3 separate regions of the Homo sapiens genome follow, and regions 1 and 2 are each linked to region 3. A link is a contact called in ENCODE Hi-C or POLR2A ChIA-PET data. All regions are on one chromosome and are shown on one strand. Each heading gives the region's core, a stretch centred on a gene start or an enhancer-like site at or near the end of the contact. The rest is flanking DNA. Distances are from core to core; before and after follow the strand shown. Region 1 has its middle 16 kb from the start of LRRC52-AS1. Region 2 overlaps UCK2 (uridine-cytidine kinase 2). Region 3 overlaps TMCO1 (transmembrane and coiled-coil domains 1).

Region 1 (4,674 bases), core at 1,357-3,856, 140 kb after region 3:
GCAGAGAGCCATTTAGATGGCTACAAGGTAACATCAGAGAACAACATACACCAATCTGCCAACATCGTGGGGAGTGATACTGAGCTCTTAAGGCCAGTGGATCTGAGGTCCAGACGTTAACAATCTTCCTTGTCCCCTTAAATGGCTTGAAAGCCTGAAATATAATTCACCTAAATTCTAGCAGCTAGAGTGACTTGAAACATCAGTAAGGTAGACCAGCTATATGAAAAGAGGAAAGGAAGAGTCAGGAAACAGCAGAAGCCAAAAAACTTTCTATTTGAGTTGTTAGAAAATTAAAGAGAGTCGGCCGGTCGCGGTGGCTCACGCCTGTAATCCCAGCACTTTGAGAGGCCGAGGCGGGCGGATCATGAGGTCTGGAGATCGAGACCATCCTGGCTAACACGGTGAAACCCCGTCTCTACTAAAAATACAAAAAGTTAGCCGGGCGTGGTGGCGGGCGCCTGTAGTCCCAGCTACTCGGGAGGGCGAGGCAGGAGAATGGCGTGAACCTGGGAGGCGGAGCTTGCAGTGAGCCGAGATTGCGCCACTGCATTCCAGCCTGGGCGACCAGCGAGACTCCGTCTCAAAAAAAAAAAAAAAAAAAGAAAAAGAAAATTAAAGAGAGTCAGCCTGCTGTTTCTAGTACCCCTTTCTCTGTTATACCATTTCAGAGCTCTACGGAGAACAAGACGCTAGACTCCTAATGAAGATAGATTCCAGCTAAGATTCAAAAATAAAACAAGAAAAACTCCCGAGGGACCTATGGGGAACTGACTGGGCAGAGCTGCTCAAAGATGTGAAAATTATAGTAACACTGGTTTTATAAGTCAGAGCCCAGATCATCAAAGCACAACGTAACATGGGTATATCTCCATAATGGAAAAGGAAGACCTTTCCTTTTATTAATAATGTTCCTGGAAAAGCAACTCTATATATAGGGAACTCAGAATTACAGCACCCTTTGTGTAGTCAGAAACAAGCTTGGAAGTGAAGTAAAAACAGTATAATAATGTGAGCAATGGGAAGCGACTTCAGCAGAATGGAGGCAAAGCCATTGTGAGAATAGGAGAGATTCAGCCAGGCACCTTCAAAAGAGAAGGGAAGGGGGTGACACAATGATTTGAAAAGTACAAAGATGTAATGTATGTAGGGCTTTAAAAATTAACATTGTTTTTCCTTTCAGAAAATAGACAAGGTCTGCACAGCTAAGAACAATTCCATGTTTTATGTGCATTTGATGAAAAAACAACTGAAGTAAATCTAAAATAATTCTGACGAAGAACTGACCACAGTCTATGACTCCTGAAGGTTTCTGAAGAATGTAGCATACATGCTCTGAGTGTTGATTGGATGCAGATTCTTTGCTGGTCATTCAGGCTTCCTTCTATCCTTTCTCTCCTGGGCCTATGAGTTAAATCAGCCATAAGACTGACAAACACGCAGCTTGGATTTTCAGGGACAGGACTAATTTAAACCAGCCACTTTCTCCACAAGTTCAATAGCTTTTTTTTCCATCTTGTATCCTGATAATGGACCAGAAAATACAGTCCTTTTATCCATGAAACAAAAGCTTGCAGAATTTTCATTTCCTTCTATTTTCACCTCCATTGGTTCAGCTGTTGTCTTTCTTCTTTCAAACTTTTCAATTATTTCTTTTTTCTTTCCTCTCTGTTATCTTTCATTATTCTCGTATTTTCCCCCTGAAACTCTAGTCCTTGCTAGGTCTCACTAGTGTGCAGAATGGGATTGGCAGAATACCAATCACCTCACCTCACCTTCCCTCCTCCCCTCTTCTCCTCTCCCTTGATTTCCCCTCCCCTCCCACTCCCTCCTTTCTTTCCTTCCTTCTGACGGTATTCTCTTCCCCAGAAGCAGCATTTTCTTCTTCCACTCAGAACCTTACTTCACCAACATGCCCACGCCTTCCCTGAACCTACAAAATTAGTGAGTTTCTCATGAGACCTGCTGCAACTGTCCCCACCCAGGGCTGTCATTACTATTATTGGGTTGTTTTGTTTTTCGATCTCAGGAGCAAACTCTGGAGTCGAGATCCAGTCACCTCCTTCAGCACACGACGGCAGGGTACCCGCAGGGTGTGATCTCAGACACGCAGGGGAGGGCTCCGTGGGCCCCTCGCATATCCCAGCACTCTCACTTCCTGGGATTTCTCTGAAACCATCCTTTTGGCCCCACAGGAACACTCGACTTAAAAGTCTCGGCTCCTCCCTTAACTGGAAAATTGAGCTTTAGTCACTAACATCCATTTCACACGCCAGGGGAAATACAGCCCCCTTCTCCGTCCTGTTTCTGCACCCTAACCCCGCCCTCCCAGGCAAGCTGACCACTCAGCTCGGGCGTGGCAGAGCCTGATTGGTGGATCACAGAAAGCGCGCTAGAGAGGGCGGAACTCATTGGGCAGACTCTCCGCGCTTGGGAAGTGCAGTCGCTCACGCAGGGACTTTGACTGCTGCTCTGGGCGGCCTGTTGCCACAGCAACCGTTGAAGCTCTGGGCTGCTGAGGTCGCCTGGCAGCGCGCTGAGCCCCACGCAGGTCCCGGGCGTGCCAGGGACACAAACCCCAGTTCCTTCAGAAAGCCTTCCAGATCGACGAGGAGAGATGGTATATCCCCGATGGCTCCGCCTCGGCTAGCCGGGGGAAGCCCTTTTATTCGTCATCCCCAAAGCATTCTTATTATTCACCCTTAAAGTAAAAATCCACTTGCTTTTGACCGGGGCACAAGAAATACTTTTATTTTATGAGTCAGTGTAATTGTTTAAAATAAGTAAGCTCTGAAAAGGTCGGCAATCAGCCTTTCTGTCACTTCCCTACTTTTGGCCTTTTATATGAAAAACAAAAACAAAAACAAAACAAAACAAAAACAAACAAAAAACCTTTCCTGATGTTTTTTTATATACTTGCTAGACATTTACATTTTGTTATTTGGGTGCTTACAGTGTGTTTCCGCCCACGTAGAGAGATTACACCACGAATCCCTTCCACCTTCTGAGGAAGTAGGTGCAGTTTACCTACTTTCCATTTTCAGATATGTTAAAAGAAGCAGAAAGAGTAAAGGAATATGTCGAAGTTACTCCCGGTGGGATTGGGGCTGGCCGTTGTAAGGGACATTCCCACCATCTCATTTCGAACCACCTTGGTTTACAGAGAAGAGACCTGGTTTTCTGTCAGAAGGTGGAGGGTACTGCTGGAGGAAGTGGGTAATAAGCAGACAAAAAGGGAAAGTGGGAGAATGTACCCGGCATTCTTGGGTATCCTCAGTGTAAAAATATTTTCCTTTCCCGAGTCGTTTTTATTTTATTTTTATGTATGCATGTATGTACACATTTTAGCAAATAGTCAAAAAGCATCTGGAACTAAGTAGATCAATAAGCTGGTTGGTGCCATTTTCTTTTCTTTTCTTTCTTTCTTTCTTTTTTTGAGACAAGGTCTCACTCTGTCACCCAGGCCGGAGTGCAGTGGCGCTCTCAGCTCACTGCAGCCTCCACCTCCTAGGCTCAAGTGATCCTCCCACCTCAGCCTCCCAAGTAGCTGGGACTACAGGCATGCGCCACCACACCTGGCTCATATTAGTATTTTTTTGTGGAGACGGGGTTTTGCCATGTTGGCCAGGCTGGTCTCGAATTCCTGAGTTCAAGTGATCTGCCCATCTCGGCCTCCCAAAATGCTGGGAAACACAGCGCCCAACGTAGGGCTCAAACCCATGACCCTGAGATTAAGAGTCTTATGCTCTACCAACTGATCTAGCTAGACACCCCGTTTTGGAATTTAAAAAGAAAAAGAAAAAAATATGACTGTTAAAGAATGTACTGGTTTTCTTATGTAACTTGGAAAGTGATTCCAAAGAGGAATTCCATGAACGTTCTGATCAGTGTGGCAGCGTCACTTGGAATTAGATATGTAGCTATAGGGAGTCCTTTGAAAGACAATGCTCATTTGGGTGTCTAAATTTCGATAATTAAAATTAGTCCATCTTTCCTTCTTTCTTTCTCTCTCTTTCTTCCATCTTTGTCTCATTTTCACACAAAGGATTTGGAGAAATGGCTTAATAGAGTCATTTCATTTAAAGCTACTTTGAAATATAAACAATAAACAAACATGAAGTGTATTACTATTATTTTAGGCATTGCCAAATTTATTACTGAAGTTCTTACTTCAGGTGAAACCCCATCTCTACCAAAAAATACAAAAATTAGCTGGGCGTGGTGGCACACGCCTGTTATCCCAGCTACCAGGGAGGCTGAGACATGAATCACTTGAATCCAGAAGGTGGAGGTTGCAGTGACCCGAGATTGTGCCTGCCACTGCACTCCAGCCTGGGCTACAGAGTGAGGCCCTGTCTCAAAAAAAAAAAAAAAAAAAAAAAATTCTTCTTAGTTATCACTGATTATATCCTGTGGTATTCAGATTAAAAGAGGCTATAGGTATGTCACTGAAAAAAATTATACATCTAAAAATAGAAAACATTGAACAAAATAATTTCCTGTTGACTTTGTAATTTGAGAAATATATTTTTTAAAAATTTTATTTCTGCAACCTTTTGTAGGGATTCCTAATACTCTCTTTAAATTTTTAGTGCCAATGTTGTTAATGAAATGTATAGCTTGAATTGCCAGAATTTGGGGGTTTTTGGGTCAAAAAGAGTCAAATATTTGCAG
Region 2 (4,446 bases), core at 1,053-3,552, 170 kb before region 3:
ATCCCAGCACTTTGGGAGGCCGAGGCAGGTGGATCACGAGGTCAGGAGATTGAGACCATCCTGGCTAACATGGTGAAACCCCGTCTCTACTAAAAATACAAAAAAAAAAAATTAGCCAGGAGTCGTGGTGGGCGCTTGTAGTCCCAGCTACTTGGGAGGCTGAGGCAGGAGAATGGCGTGAGCCTGGGAGACAGAGTTTGCAGTGAGCCGAGATCGCGCCACTGCACTCCAGCCTGGGCAACAAAGCAAGACTCTGTCTCAAAAAAAAAAAAAAAAAGAAAGAAATCTAAACATCCCCCCAGCACCAAATAACAGAAATCCATCTCTGGTTCCATCCTCTCAAAGCACTTTCCCACATCCCAAGTCTCCTTCTCCACCCCTTATTTAAAACCTTTCAGCAGGTCCTAACAAGTTTCTTTTAATCTGCCCCAATTAGGGTTTGATTAAAGCAGCACTAGTCAAACAGGCGTCTCCTCCTAGCTGTGGAGCTGGAGGATGGCTCAGAGGATGTTGTGACACAAGGGTGGGGAGACAAAAATAAAAAATCAACTCTGGGGCATTACTGGCCTGTACCACGGTCCCCTCTAACTACAACAAAGGTGCAGAAACACACTGTGAGAACCAACTGGCATCCCAAGCAAAGCATCAAAGTCCAGAGGTGGTCGGCTTGGGACAGGTGAGACTGCGAGCAGTGCAGAGGGAAACTGAACCACAGCTAAGCACCGGCTTGCACGACCACTGCCTGTGTGACACCAGGCAAGCCACTCACTGTGACACACAATGTCTTCACCTGCCAGAAGTTGACAATGCTTACATTAGCTCTTGCAGGGGCACCTGCGTGTTGTTTAAAATAGCCACCTTTTGAGGGCAGATCCTGTTAAAAACCTGCTAAATTCACAGATGGGGTTGCACCTGTCAGAGTGGAGTGAGTGGCTAGAAAGAAAATGGCTCTGCTCATCAATGACAGTCATTGGGTGCCTGGTAGGCAGTGGTAGAAGAGTTGAATGAGAAGCTAAGAAAGGTGGCAAGCTGATAGGGGATAGGGCACCACAAACAACAGAGAAGCCGTATTTTTTTCCTTTTTTTTTTTGAGACAGTCTTGCTCTGTTGCAGTGGTGTGCAGCGGTGTGATCTCAGCTCACTGCAATTTCTGCCTCCTGCGTTCAAGTGATTCTCGTGCTTCAGCTTCCCGAGTAGCTAGGATTACAGGCATGTGCCACCACACCTAGCTAATTTTTGTTTAGTAGAGATGGGGTTTCACCCTCTTGCCCAGGCTGGTCTCAAACTCCTGGCCTCAAGCAGTCCTCCTGCCCTGGCCTCTCAAAGTGCTGGGATTATAGGCATGAGCCACCACACCCTGACAAAAGCCAATCATCTATCTTTGGTGGGTAGCCTAGGTCTTTGAAAAACAGGGATAGACACACACATACATCCATTCACTGCGTGTGGACAACATGGAACTGTTTGTGTTGTTATAATGTAAACTTTCCTCATCTTCCACCCATCTCCCTCAAAAAAGTTTACTTTAAAAGGGTTTGTTTGAGCAAGGAAGGGGCTGGGTCACCAGCCTAAGGAAGGCAATGGGGCAGAGGCCAGGTAAACTGGATGGAATCAGGGGAACATAGCGCCAGGTTGTCCTAAGAACCAAAGGCTCCCAGAAACCCTGGCCCGGGCTTCCCACTTGACAAGAACTGCAAGTCCACTAACCTGAACCAGTATCTGAGCCCAGGTGAGGCCTGGGGTCTGCCCCACATACACCCCAGGATCATGAGGCTTCGTGACAGCAGGCCCAGTGACATCTACACCACACATGCACAGCATGGCCCTTCCTGAGCCACTTGGGCCACACAGCCAGGATTCGGTCGCTGCTCTGGGCCAAGCATCACACAGAAGGCGAGAGCCTTTTTGTCTGTCTTTATTTACAGCAAAGTACATAATATGTGGTCACTTTGTAACCACTAACAATAAAGGTAGGGTGGTAAAAAGAAAAGGGAGAGGAGCAAGCATCTTAAAAGGGGGGAAAAAAAAGCCTAAGTCTGTATTTAGCTACTCACCCTGCTCCTGAGGCAGGACTGGGTAGGCACTCCCTGCCTCTAAGACCACAGCCAAGCTGACCTGGAATGCCAGTCCCCGGTATGAGGAAGGCAGCAGAACGCCCAGAGACAAAAGATTAAAGGGGACTGAGCTCTGGATGCATCCACTTATGCTTTGCCAGACAGTTCCCTTCCTTGTTTTGTTTGAATGCTTCCCCCACCCCGCCCTGAGCAAAGTGTAAAGGGCAACGGTGGTACAGAAGTACAGGCAGTCCCTTCCAGAAGCAGTCCTGAACCGCATAACCCACCTACCTAGCTGCTCCTCAGCCTGCCGAGTTCTTGGCCCTGGAATCTTTAACAGGCACATAGGAGATTCCAGGGCAGGGGAAAATATTTCCCTGCAAGAGGCTACTTCCCTCCAACAGCTGTGAGGGCCAGTGCAGGTCAAGGTTGCTAAATCAAGGAAAGTGCACAAGGGCAAGAGAGGTCATATACAAACCAACCAGGCTTCCGGCCCTCCTGCTGCCCGACTGCTCCGAGGTGTACACAAGCCTCCAGCCCGACCCAGCGGCCTAATGAAACTCTGGCAACCTATCCTGGGCGTGGCCACAAGTATCCAGCTCCAAGCCCAAGTGAGGCGGGGAGTCAACTTCCCCATGATTGCCAAGTGGCCAAGACCAGAAGCAGGGATGATTAGGCTAGTTCTGCGGCAAGGTGAACTGGAGACCCTGTCTCTGCCCTCCTTCCCTGGCCTGTCCCACAGACATCCCGTTGTTTAACCCACTGCCTTTGCAAGGACCTGCTCTGTCCACTCCAAATCAAAGGATACTTGCATCCTTCTTACACAGACTCCCATCTCTCTGCTCATAGTGGTCCCAGGCTGCCCGAGAAAAAGAAACTTGGGTCAGTAGAAGGCTCATTAGTGTGAAGGAGTGAGAGGCCAGGCCTTCCTGTGACATAATGCTTCTATGCTTGTTTCCTAAACACTTGGTCCACACACAATACCTGGGCAGGAAGAGAGAACCAAGCACCACTGGATGGCTCTGGAGCCAGGGGACTTCTATGCACATACAACCAACATCACCCCACTCTGCTCATCTGTGCCTCCACCCTGAACAGCAGAGTACCTAGATGGCAAATGTCATGGTTTCTGGTCCACTAATTCTACTCCTGACTCTCCATGGAATCAGAGACCCAGAGGCTCTTAAAAAACTAAGACCATTGTTTGTTCCATAGAAAGCTCAAGTTCAGATACAGAGTTGGCCAAATGCTGGGCTGCCACGGAGGGGTAGAGCCTTCCATCCCTTCCTTGTTCCAGAAACAGTGTGTCACAGACCCCAGCAGACACTGTTCATTGTCCCCAGCCAAGCCACCAAGAATTGGTGATCATTTGACAAGGGGCAGGGCAGCCCTTATAGCTGTTTCCAAGCTAGGAGTGGGCTATTCAGAGATATTGGAGGCTTGGTCCCAACACCACAGGTAGATGAGGAAGCAGCTAGGTAAAGGCTCAGAGATGAGAGGAGTCCATCTTCCAAGGCAGTGGGATAAACAGCCAAGGCACTAAATGGTTTGGCACCTGGGAGCTTCAAGTAAAGTTGAGCATGCTGCCCACTGAAAAGCCAAGGCTCTCCCAGACACGGGTGGGCTTCACCTGAGCACAGCCCAGTGCCATCAAGGCCAGGGGCCCTGTGTCCTCAGGATACTAACCCAGGCCTGCATTCCCTGCTTCATCTCAGAACTGATCAAGGCATGACTACAAGGATAATGATTGATCCTGAACTGATCTTGGTGAGCACCGGCTTTCAAAGGAGGCATCTTGGGAGCCTTCCCTTGCTCCAAGTAGGCGGCTGCTGTGACTGGGAGCTCCCTTCAGAGCCTGCACGGTCTCCTGAAAGTCTCCGGGTGGCAAGCTCTGCTGGGGACCAGGTTTGACTTTTTAAAATAGCAAAACAGATTTAGAGTCAAACTGAGCCCAGAAACGGGGAATCAGACTGGATGGTGCTGAGTCTGGGGGAAAATCTGGTGTGACCAGGTAATAATGGAGACCAATTTACCTGAATGGCTCGAACAGGCTCTGAGAGCAATGGGAAGAAAAGGTTCTCCAAAATGTTTCTGGCAATGGCAGCCACAGTGGGATAGCTAAGGGCACAGTCCACCAAGCACTAGGGTGGTCAACAATGAAATGAACATCTCTGGCTCTTCTGCAGTCAGAAACTGAGGCTCGGGACTCTATAATCAGAACTCCTTCAGGCTCACTTGGGCTCCCCTCCACCCAGAATGTCAGGAATCTGTACTTCCAGAGAAAACACTACCACCAAGCAGCAGCTCTCAGGAAAGCTAGAAATCTCCACCCCAAATATTTCAACCTCAGGCTCCAACTTAGGTACCTATGATTTAAATACTCTCCTTTTAA
Region 3 (4,573 bases), core at 769-3,268:
CTGTAATAGAGCTGCCCTAGCCCATTTTCTGTTGCTGTAACAGTATACCACAGCCTGGCTAATTTATAAAGACAATTTAGCTCACAGTTCTGCAGGAAGGCCAAGAGCATGGTGCTGGCATCTACTGAGGGCCTTCCTGCTACATCATAAGATGGTGGAGGACATCACATGGTGAGAAGGCAAGAGCGAGAACCAGAGAGAACTCACTTTTATAGCAAAGCCACTCGTGATAAGGAACCCACTCCAGTGATAATGACATTAATCTATTCATGAGGGCAGAGGGATTACATTTCCACCACATGAACTTTTCGGGGACACATTCAAACCATAGCAGGAGTTTATTGTGAAAGCTAAGGTAATGACAACACAGATCTCTTTTGGTTTAGCACAGATCCTTTGATCTCTGTGGAATATTGGTCTTTAATTTGTTAAGTCTGAAATTTTAAAATTGTGGCTTGGGTTGACATCTTAATAAAACACAATATGATGGGCCAGGCGCGGTGGCTCACGCCTGTAATCCCAGCACTTTGGGAGGTCGAGGCGGGCGGATCATGAGGTCAGGAGATCGAGACCATCCTGGCTAACACAGTGAAACTCCATCTCTACTAAAAAAAATACAAAGAAAATTAGCTGGGCGTGGTGGTGGTCACCCGTAGTCCCAGCTACTCGGGCGACTGAGGCAGGAGAATGGTGTGAACCTGGAGGCGGAGATTGCAGGGAGCCAAGATCACGCCACTGCACTCCAGCCTGGGCAACAGAGCAAGACTCTGTCTCAAAAAAATAAATAAATAAGTAAAACATAAAAACACACGATGTATATATTTCACTTTAAGCAACAAAGAGCAATTCTGAGTTTGTTGTTGTTGTTGTTGTTATTATTTTGAGACAGAATCTCACTCCATCACCCAGGCTGGAGTGCAATAGCTCGATCTCGGCTCACTGCAACCTCCGCCTCCCTGGTTCAAGTGATTCTCCTGCCTCAGCCTCCCAAGAAGCTGGGATTATAGGCACCCACCACCATGCCTGGCTAACCCTTTATATTTTTAGTAGAGACAGGGTTTCGCCATGTTGGCCAGGCTGGTCTCGAATTCCTGACCTCAGGTGATCCACCCACCTGGGCCTCCCAAATTTCTGGGATTACAGGCGTGAGCCACTGTGCCCGGCCCCATTCTGTTTTAATTTCAGGCAGATTTTGTTACTTTACTTGTGATGGATCAATAGTAATCTTAGATGCACCAAAAAGTCACCATCTAAAACTGTAGAGTTTTCAAAATGAAATAAATGTTGTTAAGAATTATCATTTAGAGCCAGGCACAGTGGCTCACACCTGTAATCCCAGCACTTTGGGAGGCCAAGGCGAGCAGGTAGCTTGAGCCCAGGAGTTCAAGACCAGCCTGGGAAACATGGTGAGACCCCATCTCTACAAAAAATGCAAAAATTTAACTGGGTATAGTGGTGCATGCCTCTACTCCCAGCTACTTGGGAGTCTGAGGTGGGAAGATTGCTTGAGCCCGGGAGGTGGAGGTTGCAGTGAGCCGAGATTGCATCACTGCACTCCAGCCTGGGCAACAGAGCCAGACCCTGTCTCAAAAAAAAATTATTTAGGAAGTTCAACTCAAGCTGGTCTTTACACTCCTTTTAATTATTTCTAAAAATGTGATGAGTTGTGTGTCAGTTATTTTATCAGGAATGCAAAGCTCATTTTCAGTGCGGATCGGCAAACTGTTTCTGTAAAGGTCTAGATAGCAAATATTTTAGGCTTTGTGGAGAACTGAAGTGTACGGTATATGCTATTAAGTTAAAATAAGAAAATCTGCAGATCCTAGACTGGTACAGCCTACTGAAACATGCTTGCTGAATACAAAAAAGAGGGGGAGGTGGGCAGCAAAAAACACAAAAAATTTTCATATGTTTGTTTTCAGTTAAGGAGGATATATACTAACACTTTTTATTTCCACTTGTCCAGGTGTATGCAAATTCAGTGTCTAGTGAGGGCCTGTTTCCTGCCTGGTTCATAGAGAGTGCCTTCTCTCTGCATGACACGCATGAGAAAAAAAGTCTATAAGGACTATAGTATTGCATAGCTAATGTAAAACTGTTGTATTTGAAGGATCTGTTCTTTTGGTATATAGTTGTCTTCCCCAAGATCCCAGCTGAATTCTAACTACTTATTGCAGCATCCTCAGTGATAGTCATCTTGCAGATAATTTTATTACTTAAATTCTAAAAACAAAAATAGTCTGAAATACTTAAAGCTTGGAAAAATCACAGAAGTCACCTACCTTTATACTTTTTGTTTTATTAATTATAAATTGTTTCTCTACCTATTACTCACTGTTAGCTTATGCACAAGAGAATTATGAACATATTAATATATCCAGTCTGAAATGCCTTAACAGCATTTGAAGTGTTATCATGGAATATATGCTTCTTCCTTTGAACTAAAATCCTTATTAGCCTGCTATTTCCACATGTTTTATTTGCTTTTTAAGATCTTAGGTTACATGTTGTTGTTTTATTTGCTTTTTAAGATCTTAGGTTACATAAGAATTGACTCTATGGTTGCCTGCGAAATGAATAGTCAGAATATGAGGATTTCAGAAACTCAAATTGTAGACTGTACCGTGATTTTCCCATGAATGCCATTGGCAAAGAAATAGGCCTGGTTTTTCGGTTGTTTTGTTGTTGTTTGTTTGTTTTGGAGACAGAGTCTCGTTCTGTTGCTCCGGCTAGAGTGCAGTGACGCAATCACAGCTCACTGCAACCTTCACCTCCCAGGTTCAAGCAATTCTCCCATCTCAGTTTCCTGAGTAGCTGGGATTACAGGTGCATGCCACCACACCCAGCTAATTTTTGTATTTTTAGTAGAGACAGGGTTTCACCATGTCGGCCAGGCTTGTCTCAAACTCCTGGCCTTAAGTGATCTGCCTGCTGTGGCCTCCCAAAGTGCTGAACGCCTGGCAGCTTTCCAATCTTAAGTGTTCTTGGCATAGGAAACATGGAGGCATGAACGTTTGTAATGGATATAGGGACTACTGAATCTAGAGCTGTTGGTGGGCTGTAACAGGAAGTGAAGCTTGTCACTGAGAAGGATTGCCTGAATCTTCACCTCATGGTATAGCATTAAGGAATTTCATTTTTCTTTCTTGTGCTTCTTATAGTGCAAGTCTGCTGGTGACAAATTCTCTTAATCTTCATTTATCTGAAAATATCTTTATTTTATCTTCATTCTTGAAGGATATTTTCATTGGACATAGAATTCTGGTTTGGCTTTTTTGTTCGTTTTAACCTTTAAGCATTTTAAATGCCTTTCCACTGTTTTCTGGCCTCCATTGTTTCTGAAAAGTTCTTCATGTCTTTGTGTCCTCGTAAGTAATGTCACTTTTCTCTAGCTACTTTCAGATTTTCTCTTTGAGATTGGTTCTCAGAAATTTGACTGTGATGTGCCTAGAGTATTTTTATTTAAAGTTTTTCCTGCTAGGACTTATGGTTTTCATTAAATGTAGGGAAATTTCAATCATTATTTCTTTAACTGTTTTCTGCCTCATTCTCTCTCTCTTCTTCTTCTGGAACACCAGTTGCTTATATATTAGTCATTTTGGGTATTGTCCAACAGGACACTGAAGCTATGTTGAATTTTTTTAAATCTTTTTTTTTTTCTGTTCTTCAGATGGGATAATTTCTGTTGATCTGTCTTCAAGTTCACAGACTCCTCTAATCTGTGTTAACCCTAAGCCTACCCAATGATTTTTGAATTTTAGGTAATATTTTTCAGTTTCAGAATTTTTGCTTTATTTGGCATCCTTCCTGAGATTTCTTGTTTGTTAATATATTATGAGCCATATTTTATGTCCATAATTATTTAGCTGCTTTAAAAACCTTGTCTGCTGGGCTGGTGTGGTGGCTCATGCCTGTTCAGCATTTAGGAAGCTGAGGCAGGAGTTCAAGACCAAGAGCCCAAGAGTTCAAGACCAGCCTGGATAACAGAGCAAAATCTCATCTCTACAAAAAATACAAAAATTAGCTGGGCACAGTGGCATGTACCTGTAATCCCAGCTGCTGGGTTATGGGGACTTAAGTGGGAGGATTGCTTTAGCCCTGGAGATCGGGTTTGTGGTAAGCTGTGATCGCGCCTTTGCATTCATGCCTGGGCGGCAGAGCAAGACTCTGTCTCAAAAACAAAACAAAAAAACCTTGTGTGCTAATTCCAACATTTGGAATTTGGACTCCATTCCCTGTTCTCTTTTTTTTGTTTTTTGTTTTTTTTTTTTTTGAGATGGAGTCTTGCTCTTATTGCCCAAGCTGTAGTGCAGTGGCATGATCTCGGTTCACTGCAACCTCCATCTCCCAGTTCAAGTGATTCTCCTGTCTCAGCCTCCTGAGTAGCTGAGATTACAGGCACCCGCTACCATGCCCGGCTAATTTTGTATTTTTAGGAGAGAGCGGGTTTCACCATGTTGGTCAGGCTGGCTAGTCTCAAACACCTGACCTCGGGTGATCCACCTGCCTCGGCCTCCCAAAGTGTTGGGATTACAGGCGTGAGCCCCCGCGCCCGGCCTGTTCTCTTAAGTAA

What was found. A loop is a pair of places that touch in the nucleus more often than their neighbours do. ChIA-PET counts read pairs that join two places held with the same protein, here RNA polymerase II (POLR2A). Pooled maps may share reads with other maps.
Region 1: a loop to region 3 is called in a map of gastrocnemius medialis, with 11 times the contacts of the local background. The contact joins two enhancer-like sites. A Hi-C loop is called at or near these places in 1 of 168 maps with a recorded cell type or tissue (gastrocnemius medialis) and 2 of 50 pooled maps. POLR2A ChIA-PET finds 5 or more read pairs at or near these places in 3 of 52 experiments (A549, CD4-positive, alpha-beta memory T cell and CD8-positive, alpha-beta memory T cell).
Region 2: a map of kidney shows a loop between it and region 3 (3-fold over the local background). The contact joins two enhancer-like sites. A Hi-C loop is called at or near these places in 10 of 168 maps with a recorded cell type or tissue (GM13976, HAP-1, HL-60/S4 and 7 more) and 3 of 50 pooled maps. POLR2A ChIA-PET finds 5 or more read pairs at or near these places in 7 of 52 experiments (A673, H1, IMR-90 and 3 more).

Annotation. Positions count from the first base shown.
Region 1 is chr1:165,596,008-165,600,681 of GRCh38, reverse strand. It overlaps the pseudogene TRK-CTT13-1. Among named protein-coding and RNA genes, the nearest start is that of LRRC52-AS1, 16 kb to the right of the region's middle. RefSeq lists a silencer at 4,292-4,499. Within about 2 kb of position 2,606, at least 30 of the 41 ENCODE cell types and tissues checked have a DNase peak (open chromatin) inside an H3K27ac peak, as active enhancers do.
Region 2 is chr1:165,909,072-165,913,517 of GRCh38, reverse strand. UCK2 (uridine-cytidine kinase 2) reads right to left here. Exons shown (of 7, transcript NM_012474.5): 7 at 1,900-4,446. Among named protein-coding and RNA genes, the nearest start is that of MIR3658, 3.4 kb to the right of the region's middle. RefSeq lists a silencer at 1,312-1,606. Within about 2 kb of position 2,302, at least 3 of the 41 ENCODE cell types and tissues checked have a DNase peak (open chromatin) inside an H3K27ac peak, as active enhancers do.
Region 3 is chr1:165,736,421-165,740,993 of GRCh38, reverse strand. All of the region lies in intron 6 of TMCO1 (transmembrane and coiled-coil domains 1), which reads left to right. Among named protein-coding and RNA genes, the nearest start is that of TMCO1, 30 kb to the left of the region's middle. Within about 2 kb of position 2,018, at least 3 of the 41 ENCODE cell types and tissues checked have a DNase peak (open chromatin) inside an H3K27ac peak, as active enhancers do.